3 separate regions of the Homo sapiens genome follow, and regions 2 and 3 are each linked to region 1. The links are chromatin contacts, found by Hi-C or POLR2A ChIA-PET in ENCODE. All regions are on one chromosome and are shown on one strand. Each heading gives the region's core, a stretch centred on a gene start or an enhancer-like site at or near the end of the contact. The rest is flanking DNA. Distances are from core to core; before and after follow the strand shown. Region 1 has its middle 19 kb from the start of NEURL3. Region 2 holds the start of ANKRD39 (ankyrin repeat domain 39). Region 3 has its middle 19 kb from the start of DUSP2.

Region 1 (4,883 bases), core at 1,453-3,952:
AGCAACACTCAATGTTTTGCGCTTGTTTAATGCTCACAGTATCATGTGATGAAGGAGGCATTATTGTCATCCCCATCTTACAGATGAGGAAATCAAGGCACAGTGAGGTGATTTACCTAGATATTTTCATCTGCAAAGTGGGGATGATGCTGAGTGTTGGTGTGAGCATCAAATGCGTAACTACGCGTGAAGTGCTTAGAGCAGCTGGTGGGTTGGGAGCAGGGATCTATCTGAAGCCCCCTTCTGCGATGTGGTTTTTCCAGTTAAACATGATATTTTTGAGATTTGTCTATGTGACACTCATAGCTCTAGCTCATTCACTGCATGACCACACGGCAGTTCATCCATTCTTTTGTTGGACACTGTAGAAGTTGGGTCTTCCCAGAAGCAGATACCAAGACGAAGTTGGACATATGAGACACTGACTGGGGGAAATGCCTATGAAGGAGACAGGGGGGTGAGCTGGAGAATGTTGCACTCAGATGCCTGGGAAAGGAGAGGGGAAGGAAAGAGGGTGGACAGGAAGAGTCTAGGGCTGCAGGGCCATTCTGGGAATTGTTGGGCCAGGCTGATAAGGAGTCCTCTAAACAATGTCACCATTACAGGCATCCCACATCCCCCAGGAAAGGGGATGCCCAGATACCGCCTCCCTGTACTTCTATCTGGTGCTCCCACATCAAAGATTGGAGAAGCATGGCGTCAGGAAGGATGAGGCGGAGGGAAGCTCACGACAGGCTGGGTCTGTCAACTGTGCTCCTCACAGCAGGAGTCTGAGCAGGGCCTTTCTACAGCTGCCATGGGCATGTGGGCTGTTTCACACTTCTCTCGGCTTTACCCCAAGGAGTAGGGGTGACAGCTGCTCCCACTGCGTGCTGACAGCATCGAATTTCTGGGCCTCATACATTCACTGGGGGTGAAAAAGCCAGCCTTGGGCCTCTCAGAGGCCAGCCCCCAGTCTATCCCCCAAGAGGACACACACTTCCTGACATCTCCTTGTGACTGGGAGAACACACATTTGCTACACAGGTATGGGACCCTCTCTCCTCACAAATATTTTAAAAGGGTTCTACCTTAGGGTAACCCAAGGGCCTGCCTCCCCCCATTTTAGCCAATGGTCATATCCTCTTAGTCTCAATTTAGGGAAAGGACAGGCAGTCTATTCCCTCCAATATAATACTTGGTGCTGTGGTTGAATGTCCCCTCCAAAACTCATGTTGAAATTTAATTACCATTGTGAAGACCTTAAGAGATGGGTGATTAGGCCATGAAGCCTCTGCCCTCATGAGTGAAACAATATTGTTATTGCAGGAGTGAGCTAGTCACTGAGGGAATGGGTTCCTGATAAAAGGGTGAAGTTCAGTCCCCATCTTCCCTCCTACCCTCCACCTTCCACCTTGGGATAACTCAATATGAAGGCCCTCGCTAGATGCCAGAGCCATGCCCTTGGACTTCCCAGAGCTATGAACCAAATAAACCCTTTTCTTTATAAATTGCCCAGTCTGTGGTGTTCTAACAGTAAAAAACAAACAAACAAACAAAAAAAGGAATAAGACACTTGGGCTTCTCCTTCCAAGTCCCTGTCAGCCCCAGGACTGCACATACTCCTGGGGGGAGACAGGCAAGGAGCCAAAATGTATTTGATCCTTTAAGTCAGCGGAATCCAAGAGCATTTGAGGGAGTCAGGAGGGGTCCTGAACAGAAAGCCAGGAAGATGTTTAGGGCCAGAAACGGGGATTAGGAAGTGCCCTCCTCTCGTGGTCAGTCTCCATCTCAATCACTGTGTCCAAGTTGGCCCTTTTTTTGTTGAGAACTTTGTGGGGAATGGGGACTGTTCAGGTGATCCGCCTCCATGTCAAGCCATAAATGGCTCAGCTTGAGGCAGAAGGGAGTCTTGGCTGGGATTCAGCGATTCCAGATCTGGTCCCAACCATACCATGGGCTGCTGTGTGGCTGCAGGCAAGTCACACAAAGCCTCTGCGCCTCAGTTTCCTGGCTATAAAATGAGAATGTCACCCCCTGCTGTGCCCCTCGCACTTCACACAGATCTGAGAGAAACAAGCTGGCTGCGCCAGAAAACCACAGAGGCACCACCTCTAGATTCCTGTGGAGATCCTACCACCCATTCCTTCAAAGGAAGGGACTGGGGAGCAGGGCAGCTGGCAGCAGAGGCTAATCTGCTGTGCAGGTCTGTGGAGGAAGGGACCGTGCGCGGTTCTCTTCCCTCTGCCTCCAGGCTTAGGAGTCATCCCCCACACGCGGGACCCCCAGTCCCCACTGTAGACTTCTTCCAAGTGGAATTTCTTCAACAGTTGATCAGCAGGGGGGTCAGGGCGTGCAGTGCAGGGGTGGGGGTGGGGGTTGCGAGAGGAGTGCCATCAGGGAGTAATGCTGGCGAGGCCTCATGAGGACAGCACGCTGGGGCCCTGTGTGCGATGGGCGCCAGGGGCAGGTGACATGGTGGACCCGGTCTCCCCCTTCCCTCTCCAATTGATCTAACAGAAAGCCTGATGTGAAAGTCTGGACGAGGGAATTTTCCCATATCTGCAGGAAAGCCCCGTAGCAGGTCCCTGGAGCCAGCCCGGGCAGGCCTCCGCTTACAGGACGCTAAAGATCCCTGGTTGCAGTTCTACTTTCTTTTTACTGCGTGTATTCTGCCCCTGTGATAATGATTCATTACACGCTTCCTCCATTGTTTTACTCCAGTGACCTCACGTCAAGGGAACCTGTGATCTCAGGCTTCTAGGAAAGCGAAACTTAGCCGCAGCCTGCCTCTCTCCCAGCCTGCCTTACAAGCACTGTGAGTTGCTGGCTGGCCGAGGCCCTGGCAGATCAGACCTCCTGCAGCCCCAGGGATGGCACGGGCACCGCCACTCACGCAGCCGGTAGAGCGCTCCTAGGGCAGGCCCATCTCGCTTCCCTCTCGCCTCTCCCCCCCGCTTTTGCTTGGGCCAATCCGACCTCCTCACCTCCTCGTAGCTCCCCCAGCACACCTTGCCTTTGCCATCTCTGCATGTGCCGCGCCTGCTGTCTGGAAGACCGGCATCCATTCCCCTCTGCCTTCCAAACTCTCCCTGTAGGACCAGCTCAAAAGGCATCTCCTCTTCAGCTGTTCCTGCTGCCAGGGCTAATATCGTCTTCCTCTTTTTTCCCCACTAGCGCTTCTTTGTCTATTTTGGAGAGGTTTTGTTTTGGATAACTTTTTAATTGAGATGTAACTCACATTATCATAATATTCGTCTTTTTTAAATGCACAGTTCAATGGTTTTTAGTATTCTATTCACAAAGTTGTGCAACTATCAGCATAATTAATTTCAGGATATTTTCCTCACCCTAAAAAGAAACTCCGTACCCTTTAGTTGTCACTCCTCATTTCTGCCTCTCCCCAGCCTCTGAAACCCACTAATCTACTTTCTGTTTCTGGATTTGCCTATTGTAGACATTTCATATGGATGGAATCGTGCATATATGGCCTTTGGTGACTAGTTTCCTTCTCTTAGCATAACATTTTCAAGGCTCATCATGATGTAGCCTGAATCAGTATTTCATTCCTTTTTAAGGATCAAATAATATTCATTTCTACCTTGGGGCCATTATGAATAATTCTTCCATCAACATTTGTGTACAAATTGTGTGTGGAAGTGTTTCCAATTCCCTTGGGTATATATGTAGGAGTGGAATCGCTGGCTCATACAGTCCTTCTGTGTTTAAGTTTTTGAGGAGCCACCACTGTTTCCCAAAGCAACTGTTTTTGGCTTTTTAACCAATATGTAAGCTCATTCTCATTGTTAAAAAAAAAAAAAAAAAAGTCCCCACATGCCAGTGAAATGTTCAAGTCCTCCCAATCACATCCCCATCCCAGTCCTTTCCCAGGGTCACTTCTCTTACCCTCCTGGACCCTTTGCCATTCATATACCAACACACACACACATTATTTTATGCATTTTTATATTCATGACATTTACTGTATGCTACATCCTGTATGTCAGAAACATAATGAAAACGTATTCCTTGGGCTGGATGCAGTGGCTCACACCTGTCATCCCAACCTTTGGGAGGCTGAAGTAGGAGGATTGCTTGAGCCCAAGGAGTTCAGGACCAGCCTGAGCAACACAGCAAGATCCTGTCTCTACAAAAAATTTAAAAAATTAGCCAGATGTGGTGGTGCCCACCTGTTGTCCCAGCTACTTGGGAGGCTGAGGTGGGAGGATTGCATGAGCCCAGGAGGCGGAGGCTGTAGTGAGCTATAATCACGCCACTGCACTCCAGTCTGGGTGACAGAGTGAGACCCTAGTTCCAAACAAAATAAAGTAAAAAAATCAAAAAATAAAAACTTATTCCTTGGAACCACAGCACAATGTTCTATAATATGGATAAACCATGGTTGATATAACCACTTTCCTATTGGTAAATATATAAAGTTTGTTTCCAAGTGCTTTCCTGTCATGAGAATTGCTGCCAGGTCATTCTTGCAAGCAGTGAGTGACTTTCTGGAGTAGACACTGGTGGGCGATAGTGTATGAATAGTTTAAATTTTAGTAGATAATGCCTCCAATGTTTTTGTGTAATTGATTTCTTTTTTGTTTGTTTTTGATTTTGTTTTGAACAGGGTCTCACTCTGCCATCCAGGCTGGAGTGCAGTGGCATGATCATAGCTCTCTGCAGCCTCAATCTCCTGGGCTCAGGCAATCCTCCCACCTCAGCCTCCCAAGTAGCTGGGACCACAGGCACAGGCCACCACACCTGGCCAATTTTTTAATTTTTTTGTAGAGATAAGGTCCCCCTATGTTGCCCAGATTGGACTTGAACTCCTGGGCTTAAGTGATCCTCCTGTCTCAGCCTCCCAAAGTGCTGGGATTACAGGCCTGTGCCACCTTGCCCGGCAG
Region 2 (4,883 bases), core at 238-2,737, 370 kb after region 1:
ATAAGGCAATGTTTACTTCTTAACAGCACAATTGACACTTACGGGCCGGATGATTATTGTAGCGAGCTGTCCTGTGCATTGTACCATGTATACAGCATCTCTCATCTCTACCTACTACACGCCTGTAGCACCCTCCTGATTGTGACAACCCAAAATGTCTCCAGATATTCAAAGTCCCTTAAAGGGCAGAACTGCCCCCAGTTGAGAACTGGGGTGTTTAGGGAGGGTCTCTGAGGAGATGACATTGGAGCTGGGATCTGAAGAAAAGCATCAGCTAGCTTAACGGTTGTAGGAAGTTCATTCTAAGGAGATGGGACAGCAAGTCCAACGGCCTTAACTCAGGAAAAGGTCTTGCATATTTGAGACACCAAAACAAGACCAGTGTGGCTGCGGCGTAGTGATTGGGGGAAGAAAAGCATGAGAAATAAAATGAGGAGGAGAAGTAGAACCGGCAGGGGTGGGTCTACAGAGCTTTGTAGGCCATAACAGGGAATGATGTGATTTCTAATTTTCAAAAAGCCGCTCTGGCTGCTATGTGAGAGTAGAAAACCCTGTAGGAAGGCAAGCGTGGAAGCAGAAAGACCCTCTGAGGCAACCACTTCAGCAGTGCAGAGGACAGCGGTAGGAGGGGCGGAGGGAAGTAGGCAGGTGCCAGAACCACGGTAAAGGAAGAGTTCCATGAGAATGCTTACACAGCAGTGGCAATCGAGGGCTGCATCCGCAAGGGCAGATGACACAGCACAGTGGTTCCCAACGCTCACAAGAAGCACCCTGGTTTCCCGCCTTCCTCTGTTCCTATTGGCACCATAATCTCTGTATAATCTGGGCCAAACGTGTTACCTCTCTGGGTCCCACAGATGAGATACTGTGCCCTGCCTCGAAGGCTGCCCGTGCGAAGCTCTTGCCATCTTTAAAGCATGCAGGCTGCCTGGCACCCGGGGCTAAACAAAGGCCACTGCTCTCCTTCACCGCGCAGCCCCCAGGCCTGCAGCTCCATGCCCCTCAGGTTGGGTGCAATGCCCCTGGTGCAGATTCTGCTCCCCGGGCCCTCTCTCAAACACCTGAGCAGGCTTGTGTCTCCCAGGGGAGGTCGTCCCCCGCTACTCGGGAGGGTTACGGAAACCAGTGCTTCCGCTTCCCCGCCGCCCGCGGGACAGGTGTCTCCTGGCCGAGCTCGTGCGGGGCCCTGGGAGGCTCTCAGTACACGGGAACCGTGGGTCCCGCCCGCCTTCCCGCACCAGGCCCCAAGCCCCAAGCCCCAAGCTCTCGGGGCCCCGTTCATCCGCCTCTCCTTGGCCCCACGCCTCCTCCTTGGGCCGGGGCCTGGTGAGAACCACGAGGGCCGCGCGGCAGCCTCACCCCTCTCGAAGTCCATCTCCTCCAGCGTCTGCTGTACGCCGAGCACCGCGCTGGGATGCGAGCAGCAGGGCCCGTCCGCGCAGGGCCGAGGCGTCGCCATCCCGGCCCCGGCGTCAGTCGATCCGCCCCGGGTCTCAGGCTCAGCCTCGGCGGGAGGGGCGGACGCAGGGCCCGCCCCGCGTCCCTGATCTGGCCGCTCGGCGTCCGCGGCTGTCGCCCTAGTCCCGCCTTCTCGCCAAAGCTGACCAATCAAACGCCTAGGCCTTAGCTCGAGAACCAATTGCAACGGTAGGGCGGGGCTTGTTGCGCCCGGCCGTGCCCCGAGGCCTCCGCGCGAGGGCGTCCAAGGCCAAGCGAGGACTGAGGCGCTGGGTTCCGGGAGCCGCGCGCCGCTGGAGGGCCGCCGGGCCGCCTGGCCTTGCAGGGTGTGGGGATGAGGCAGCTGGGTCCGGTCGGGAGCTTTCCCGTTACCTTCGCCATGACCCAGCCGTCCAGCGACCTCGCAGCCTCCTCTCTTTACCGCCCCTAGTCCCTAGGGCAGGGAGGCGCCACGCGCTCCGCGGTCTTTTTTTTTTTTTTTTTTTTTTTTGAGACGGAGTCTCGCTGTCACCCAGACTTGTGTGCAGTGGCGCGATCTCGGCTCACTGCAACCTCCGCCTCCCGGGTTCAAGCGATTCTCCTGCGTCAGACTCCTGAGTAGCTGGGACTACAGGCGCCCGCCACCACGCCCGGCTAATTTTTTGTATTTTTTAGTAGAGACGGGGTTTCGCCAGGATGGTCTCGATCTCTTGACCTCGTGATCCGCTCACCTTGGCCTCCCAAAGTGCTGGGATTACAGGCGTGAGCCATCGGGCCGGGGCGCGCTCCACGGTTTTTAGCCCCTCTTCCTGGCACCACCCCGGACCAAGGCCGACCGCCCCCGGGGCAGCGGCAAAGTGACGGCTGGAAAGGCCTCGAGACGCCCCTCCCCGTACCCTGCTCTTCCTTACAAGTCCAGCAAGGGGCAGGTGGCCACAACTTGTCCTGCCTGTAGCTCCACCTCAGGGCAGGGGCAGGGCCTTGGTTTGTGCAGAACCCCCTGGCCCCACAGTGGGCGCTGAGTTTACGGAATCGGTCTTCATGATCAAAACCCACCGGGAGGCCGTCTGCGGACCGCGCACCTTCGCAGCGTGCTCCTCAGCGGACCCCAGCCTTCTCAATTCCCAGTTAAAACCCAGGCAGCTGCCTGCTCAAGCCACGATCAAGTGTACAGGGGAGACCGCCTGATCGGCTTAGAAAGAGTGCATGAACGACAGAATGCAGGTTGGGTTCTGTGCCAGTCCCTCTCCAGGACAGTGGTCTGGTGCACACTGGATGTAAGTTCCTTCCCCCGCTAGTTGGGGCACGGAAGACCCTAGCATTCCTGGTGGGTAGAAGGCTGGAAGTCGTTTCTCCTCCCCTAAGCAGGTTGAGAACCCCATCCTCACACAAGCAATGATCTCATCTCCACAACCTTCCACTCCTTTGGCCCCTCATTCCCACTACCCGTCTTGAGTTCTGGGAAGGCACCCCCCCCACCACTCCGCTTCTCCCCTGGACTCCCAGTGCCCTGACTTCTCCTTCTGGCCAGAAGCCAAGGCTGGCTCCCAAGGGGCTATGGCCATGGTCTCGTTCCCAGCCCCGCAGCCACCACTGTGGGAAAACACTAGAGCTGGGCTGTCCCCTCCCACAGGCAGGCAGGGACCACAAAAGTGGTGGCTGCCCTGGGATTGTGGGGGAGGCCCAGTCCAGCCTCCCTCCACCCAGAGAGCCTTCCCTCTTGGTACCCAGAAAGGCTTTAGCCCAAACATCTTAGCCCCATCAGAGCAATCGTTTCATTTTCTCCATTTTATTTGTCAATATAAAAATACTCAAATATTTACAACAAATAAATACGCGGGGACACAATAAGTTACACTGTTAGGAGCCCTCCTCCTAGGGCTGGAAGAGAGTATGCCATTGTCCACAGCAGGCCCACCCTCTCCCTTCTCTCCCCTCACACAGCCTTTCCCAGCCCTGTACAGGAAGAAGGCAAGTATAAAATACCACTGAACCCCGGGGCCAAGTGGGAGGCCCCACCCACCCTTCCCCCCAAACACACAGGAGGCTCCATCTCCCTCCCCCCACCCTGAAAACATTCACAGCCCTAGGAGCAGGACTAGGCCCACCCCAAGCCCTGCACTCCCTCTGAAGGGGCACAGCACCCTGTCCACCCCACCTCCATATGTACATCGCTGCCCGACACTCGGGGCAGTGGGGGTAGGAGAGACAAAGTGATACGACCCCTTCCCCTTCATAGCTCCAATGACTCACCAGGAGGACCCAGGCCAAGGGAAGACTTGACAGAAACAGGAAGGCTATGCCACAAGCGCGCACGCGCGTGCACACACACATACACACACACACAAACACATGTGCAAATACAGACAAACACACATCTTGAAACTTCTGCCTTGAAAAGTTTTGGCGGCTGGGGTCCCGCGTGTCTGTGATTCACAGAGAGGAGGAAGATGCCTTCTGCGAGGCTGGTGCCCTGGTGAGCCACACCAAGTGGCAGTGCCCGTGCTGAGCAGAGCAGGTCCTCATGGCCGGGTGGGTGCTGGGCAGTATCTGTCCCAGACAGAGCAGGTGCCCGTGCCATGTCCCTGAGGTAGCTGGTGCCTGTGCAAAAGTAGGAGCTACACCTCCCACGCTTCCCGCCGACGCGGTGGGGGTTCCCCTCATACTGATGACTCCTCGGGGTTGGAGTCGGGCAGTGGCTGGCGTTGCTGCAGTTTGCGTCTCAGTTCATCCGCGAGCTCAGGCAGGGGGTGCCCGAGCCCTCCCCGGTCCTCCCCTCCTAGTTGTAAGCGCACGTAACCATTGGCATTTGAGTTCCGCCCACCCCCCAGGTGAAGCCGAGTTGGAGAAGGCAGAGGCTGGCCTGGGATGCCTGGAGGTGGCGAAGGGGGCCCCCCACCGGGCTGGCACCGGGCATGCCCAGGTACTATCTTAAGGGAGCCATCTGAATAGTAGTAACCGACAGGATCCCAAAGTTTCTCATCTGGTTCAGGACAGGGCCGGAAGGGGGGACTGGTGGGCTCCTTGGGCAGCTCCAGGGGGTACACCAAGGTCCTCTCAGTAGCCTTGGCCCCTTTCTCCAGCTCTTCCCGCAGCCGCCGGCGCAATGACAGCACCAGCAGCAGCAGCACCAGGCACACAGCCCCCAGGGCCACCACCGCCAGCCACACCAGCCCCAGGTTTTCCAGGGGGGCCCGGGCCTCCAAGGTCACCGACGGGCCTGCCACGACAGCCACAAGGTAGCCTTCAGCAGCCAGCCGCGCCCCCTGCTCCTCTGAAAAGCAGTGGTAGGCCCCGGCATGGCGGGGCTGGGCAGCCATCACAACCAGGGCCTGGAGCCGGGCATCGTAGAGGAAGGACCCGGGCTGTTCCGCAGGCAGGTCCCGGCCCCCAAAGGTCCAGCGGGCATGGGCCAAGTTGGAGGAGAGGTGGCAGGGCAGCACCAG
Region 3 (4,883 bases), core at 860-3,359, 320 kb before region 1:
AAATATTATTCATTCATTCATTCATCCAGCAGTTAATTGGAGGGTGCCTATTAGGCACCAGGCATTGTCTCAGGTACTGGAAACCTTCACATGGACAAATGACAAAATCTCTGCCCTCTTGGTTCTTACATTGTAATGGGGTGGGGAGGACAAGCAATAAAGAAATAAACACATCGTACGTCAGATGGTGGTTATGGAGAAAAGCCCAACAGGAAAAGAGGACAGAGAGTGTGAAGAAAGTGAGTAAAGATGTGAGGCCTCCAAAAACAAATAAGAAAAAGTCAAACAACACAACAGGAAAGGGGCAAAGAATAACAACACAGAATTCACAGACCAAGAAATGCAAATCTCCAGTAATCCACAAAAGCCATGCTCTACCCACTGAAACAAGGCAGCGCGATGATCCACCCATCAGGTTGGCAAACATTCAAATACTGGGAAGGGTGGTGAATGAGTGAACTTGTGCTCTTTTGGTGGGAGTGTAAGTTGGTTGATAACGTGTGTTTAAAGAAAGCAATTTGACAGAACCTATCCAAATGTTTAAAGCACATGCTCTTCAACCCTGCAACCTCTCTTCTGGGTGAAGAAACTTGTCCAAAGATTTCCAAGGCAGCATTGTCTGTATTGGGAGGAAAAATGGAATACAAAGTTTTTACACTTCTATCAAGTATCTGTAAAAACAAATAATGAGGTAAATCTACACACACTGATCTAGAACAAGCTTCAAGATACAGTGAAGACAAGTGAGTTGCAAAATAAGTTCGTATAGTATGATCCCATTTCAATAAAAACAAAAAAGAGAAAGCTGTACATTCTTGTTTGTTTTTTGGTTTGTTTTGTTTCAGTTTTTTTTTTTTTTTCTTTTTTAGACAGCTCTGTCACCCAGGCTAGAGGGCAGTGGTGCGATCACAGCTCACTGCAGCCTCAACCTCCCGGACACAAGCCATCCTCCCACCTCAACCTCCTGGGTAACTGGGACCACAGGCGCACATCACCACACCCGGCTAATTTTTTGTATTTTTGGTAGAGATGGAGTTTCACCGTGTTGCCCAGGCTGGTCTCGTGGGCTCAAGCAATCTGTCTCGACCTCCCAAAGTGCTGGGATTACAGGCGTGAGCCACCGCACCCGGCCTACATTCTACATGAACATAAATGTGTATGAAAAGCTCTAGGACAAAAAGTCTGGTTACAAATCAAGGAAAAAGCGTTGAACCACCAGAAGGGGATGGTGACTCAGTGAGCCTCGTGGCACCCCTCAGTTGGGGCTGCTGGGGAAGTGGGGGGACAAGCCTTCCACTAAGTGAGACTTGACTGTGGTCTGGACTGTGAAGGAGGACCCCGAGGCTGGCTGAAGGTGTGGGGGAGCCATGGACCTGACAAGGAAAGAGAATGATGGGCCAGAGGGGAGGCTGCAGACCTCAGAGAGGAGGGATCTCAGGAAAAGCCCTGAGCAGGCCAAGGGGGGCAGGCTCAGGCTAGGTGGGCACAAAGGCCCCGGTGACATTGACCACACCACTCAGGCCGGGGGTTTCCTCTGCGCCCTGTGCTGGCCGACCTGCCCGGAATGGCTTCACCCACCCCTCCCCTGCCCATCCTTGAGACCCCTCAGGTTTCGCTTCCTCCAGGAAGGCTTCCCAGATCCCCAGGCTGAATCAAGGGCTTCTCCCAGAGCCTCCCAGAGCTTGGGCTCGCCTCTGGCCTTCACAGGCCTCATCAAGGCACCCACCCAATACTGGTGCCTCCCTGAAGCCAGCGAGTGGGCCTTGGCGGGTTCGCTTTCCCCACACCTGGCTCAGGCCTGGCCTGCAGTGTTGGCTGATGGACAGCTGGTGAGCTATTTACCCTGTTTCTCCATTGGTGGCCTTGGGTAGGTACCAGGCCTCCCTGGGGGAGCCGGGAGCCCTTATTAAGGTTTGATCCCCATCTCTCTGAAAGGCAACATCCTGTCCTTCTCTTGCCCACCATCCCAGTGCAGGGGTCAGATTCTGCCCTGGCCAACAGCCAGGCCAAATGGGGGAGGCCTGTCTCCAAGCAGGATGTAAGGGCTCCCACGCAGCCCAGGGTCTTTTTCCGTGGCTCAGAACATGCTGTACCAGGTGGCCGCCTCTGCTGGGTGTCACCTTGCTTCTCACAGCCCCCTCTCTGCTCACATCCTGTTTCCACCCCTCCAACACTGCTGGGCCCCGCGCCCCCAGCCTCCGCCCCCAGCTGCTGGGTTTTCACGTGGCCTTTCCTGGGTTGCTGTAGGGGCACAGGCCTCTTATTTTTAGCTCCTTGGGGGCTGAAGGAATTTACATCTGAGTCTGCTCTCCTGAAGAGACAGACGGTTTCAAATGTGTCTAATGTGGTCTCCCGGGCAGCCTCAGCCTAGGCCAGCACTAAGGCAGAGGGGAAGGAGTGAGACGGCCAGCCCAGCATCCGGAGGCACACCATGTGGCCTCAGGCAGGGCCCGCAAGCCAGCTGAGCCCCACTTTCCTCAGCTACTAAGTGGGAACCCTGGGGAGGTGACCCCACTGCTGTGAGCCAGGAATAAGGATGCCCATGGGATGGGCAGGGAGGCCCTGGAGATGCCCATGTCAGGGGAAGGAGCCCTCACTCTGGGCCGGAGCCTCACCTACCACACCACCCTGCACAAGTCTATCACACATTTGTTATTTTCCCTAATTATCCCAGAAATCCCCCAACACTAGGAAATTTGGAACACACAGAAAAGATGGCAGAAGACAGAAATGCGTTGCTCATAACCCATCACAGTTCCTATGTGGAGCTGCCCCTCTCTGAGCCCTTTGCAATGCCCTCAGAACGAAAGGCAGGAGGGGAGGTCCCTTACTGAAAACAAAAGCCTACTGTTAGCCCAATAGGGCCTGGCAGGGAGCCCCAGGCAGTGTCCACCAGCCCTCCTCAGGCAGCATCAAGGGACCCAAGCCCCTCTCCCCCTTCCCTTCCTCCTTCCCGGCTGATCCCAGCAGCCCTTCCCTGGTGGCGGCGCTCCCAGAGCCCTGCAGTTTTTCCCCTCCCGAGGTGGGTCCAGGGATGGGCTGTAAGGCCGGGCCTGCCCCCAGGAGACCGGAGACCGCAGCACACATCCTGCAGTGAATATGACTGGTAGTCGCTGGTCCCAACCTCCTCCCTACCAGACGCAGAGGCTTACCCTACACAGACCTCTCACACTTGGCAGAGCCATGTGACTTACTCCAGCCAATGAAACACCACCTCCAGACTCAGGCAATAAAAAGCCCTGTGCGATTTTCCCACTTGCTCATCCTCTGCCATGTCGATGGAGGAGATCTTGAGTTCTCCAGGCACCGCAGCTGCATGACAGCCAGTCGGCCGCATCCGAAGGGCTCTGCCCACTTTTCGACTGGTGAAAACCCACTCCCTGTGGCCCTGTTCCACCACACCCCCAACTTCCATCCTATTTTCCAGTCTATTAAATGGTGGTGGCCACCCCACCACCACCTAGGTCCTGAGTTTCTCCTCAACCTTCAGACAGTTAGTGACATGTACGCTGTTCACTCCACTCCCATGGACCCTATTTATAATTTCATAAATAAAATAAACTATTATGAAATTATATTTTGGCATATACAAGGAATTTTTACAAATCAAGAAGAAAACCAGGGGAACTACAGGAAAAATATCAACATAAAAATGGATATAGTCGACCGGACGTAGTGGCTTATGCTTGTAATCCCAGCACTTTGGGAGGCCAGGGTGGGTAGAACACCTGAGGTCAGGAGTTCGAGACCAGCCTGGCCAACATGGTGAAACCCCGTCTCTACCAAAAATACAAAAAATAAAAATAAAAAATTAACCAGGCATGGTGGCAGGTGCCTGTAGTCCCTCCCAGCTACTCGGGAGGCTGAGTCAGGAGAACTGCTTGAACCCGGAAGGCAGAGGTTGCAGTGAGCCAAGATGGGGCCACTGCACTCCAGCCTGGGTGACAGAGTGAGATTCAGTCTCTAAGAAAAAAAAATAAAAAAGGATTATAGTTATAATAGGCAATTCATGCAAGGGAAATCCCAATGGTTAACAAGTATGACAAGAAATATTTAACTCCATAGTAACTAGAGAAATCAAAATTATAACTGAGATATCCCTTTTATACCATCCAGATTGGAAAAACTAAATAAAAATAAAAAATAAAAGGCAGATAATATTGACCAGGCATGGTGGCTCACTCCTGTATTCCTAGCACTTTGGGAGGCCAAGGCAGGTGGATCACTTGAGGCCAGGAGTTTGAGACTAGCCTGGCCAACATGGTGAAACCCTGTCTCTACTAAGAATACAAAAATTAGCTGAGAGTGGTGGCACATGCCTTTAATCCCATTATTTAGGAGGCTGAGGCAGGAGAATTGTTTGAGCCTGGGAGGTGGAGGTTGCAGTGAGACGAGATTGTGCCACTGAACTCCAGCCTGGGTGATGGAACAAGACTCTATCTAAAAAATAAAAAATAAAAAAAAAATAATGTAGGGAAAGCAACATGACACTATTGAGTAAAAACGGAGTATACTGGCTACCCCCATATTAGCAAATCTTTCTGTCTCTTTCCTCTTAAAAAACAAAAAAACAAAAACACATTTCCTATAATGTATATGGAATAAGGCGAGGGAGAAAATAATAGGGGAGTGAGACTCCCATTCTGCCTCGTACGAAATAAGAAATAATGTTGGAGACATACTAAATGTCATCTAAGACCCTTAACTCACACCACATATAAAAATTAACTAACTGGAACAGATCAAAGACCTAAATGTAAAATCTAAAATTATGCAATGTATAGAAGAAAAACATAGGAGAAAATATTTATATCTTGAACTGGACAAAGTTTTCTTAGAACACAAAAAAGCACAGGCAGGGTACGGTGGCTTACACCTGTAAT

What was found. Hi-C counts contacts between places; a loop is a spot of excess contacts on that map. ChIA-PET counts read pairs that join two places held with the same protein, here RNA polymerase II (POLR2A). Pooled maps may share reads with other maps.
Region 2: a loop to region 1 is called in a pooled map, with 5 times the contacts of the local background. The contact joins the promoter of ANKRD39 here to the enhancer-like site in region 1. A Hi-C loop is called at or near these places in 7 of 50 pooled maps. POLR2A ChIA-PET finds 5 or more read pairs at or near these places in 2 of 52 experiments (Panc1 and activated T-cell).
Region 3: a map with no recorded cell type shows a loop between it and region 1 (7-fold over the local background). The contact joins two enhancer-like sites. A Hi-C loop is called at or near these places in 12 of 37 single-sample maps with no recorded cell type and 8 of 50 pooled maps. POLR2A ChIA-PET finds 5 or more read pairs at or near these places in 2 of 52 experiments (Caco-2 and activated CD4-positive, alpha-beta T cell).

What each region holds. Positions count from the first base shown.
Region 1 is chr2:96,483,474-96,488,356 of GRCh38, forward strand. No RefSeq gene overlaps it. Among named protein-coding and RNA genes, the nearest start is that of NEURL3, 19 kb to the right of the region's middle. RefSeq lists enhancers at 1,949-2,641, 2,327-2,976. Within about 2 kb of position 2,703, at least 34 of the 41 ENCODE cell types and tissues checked have a DNase peak (open chromatin) inside an H3K27ac peak, as active enhancers do.
Region 2 is chr2:96,856,529-96,861,411 of GRCh38, forward strand. It overlaps ANKRD39 (ankyrin repeat domain 39), which reads right to left and starts at 1,488. Exons shown (of 4, transcript NM_016466.6): 1 at 1,360-1,488. The coding sequence starts at 1,459. It overlaps SEMA4C (semaphorin 4C), which reads right to left. Exons shown (of 15, transcript NM_017789.5): 15 at 3,190-4,883. The coding sequence ends at 4,098. RefSeq lists silencers at 1,149-1,318, 1,349-2,018.
Region 3 is chr2:96,161,787-96,166,669 of GRCh38, forward strand. No RefSeq gene overlaps it. Among named protein-coding and RNA genes, the nearest start is that of DUSP2, 19 kb to the left of the region's middle. RefSeq lists enhancers at 1,812-2,091, 2,972-3,021, 3,282-3,361. Within about 2 kb of position 2,110, at least 10 of the 41 ENCODE cell types and tissues checked have a DNase peak (open chromatin) inside an H3K27ac peak, as active enhancers do.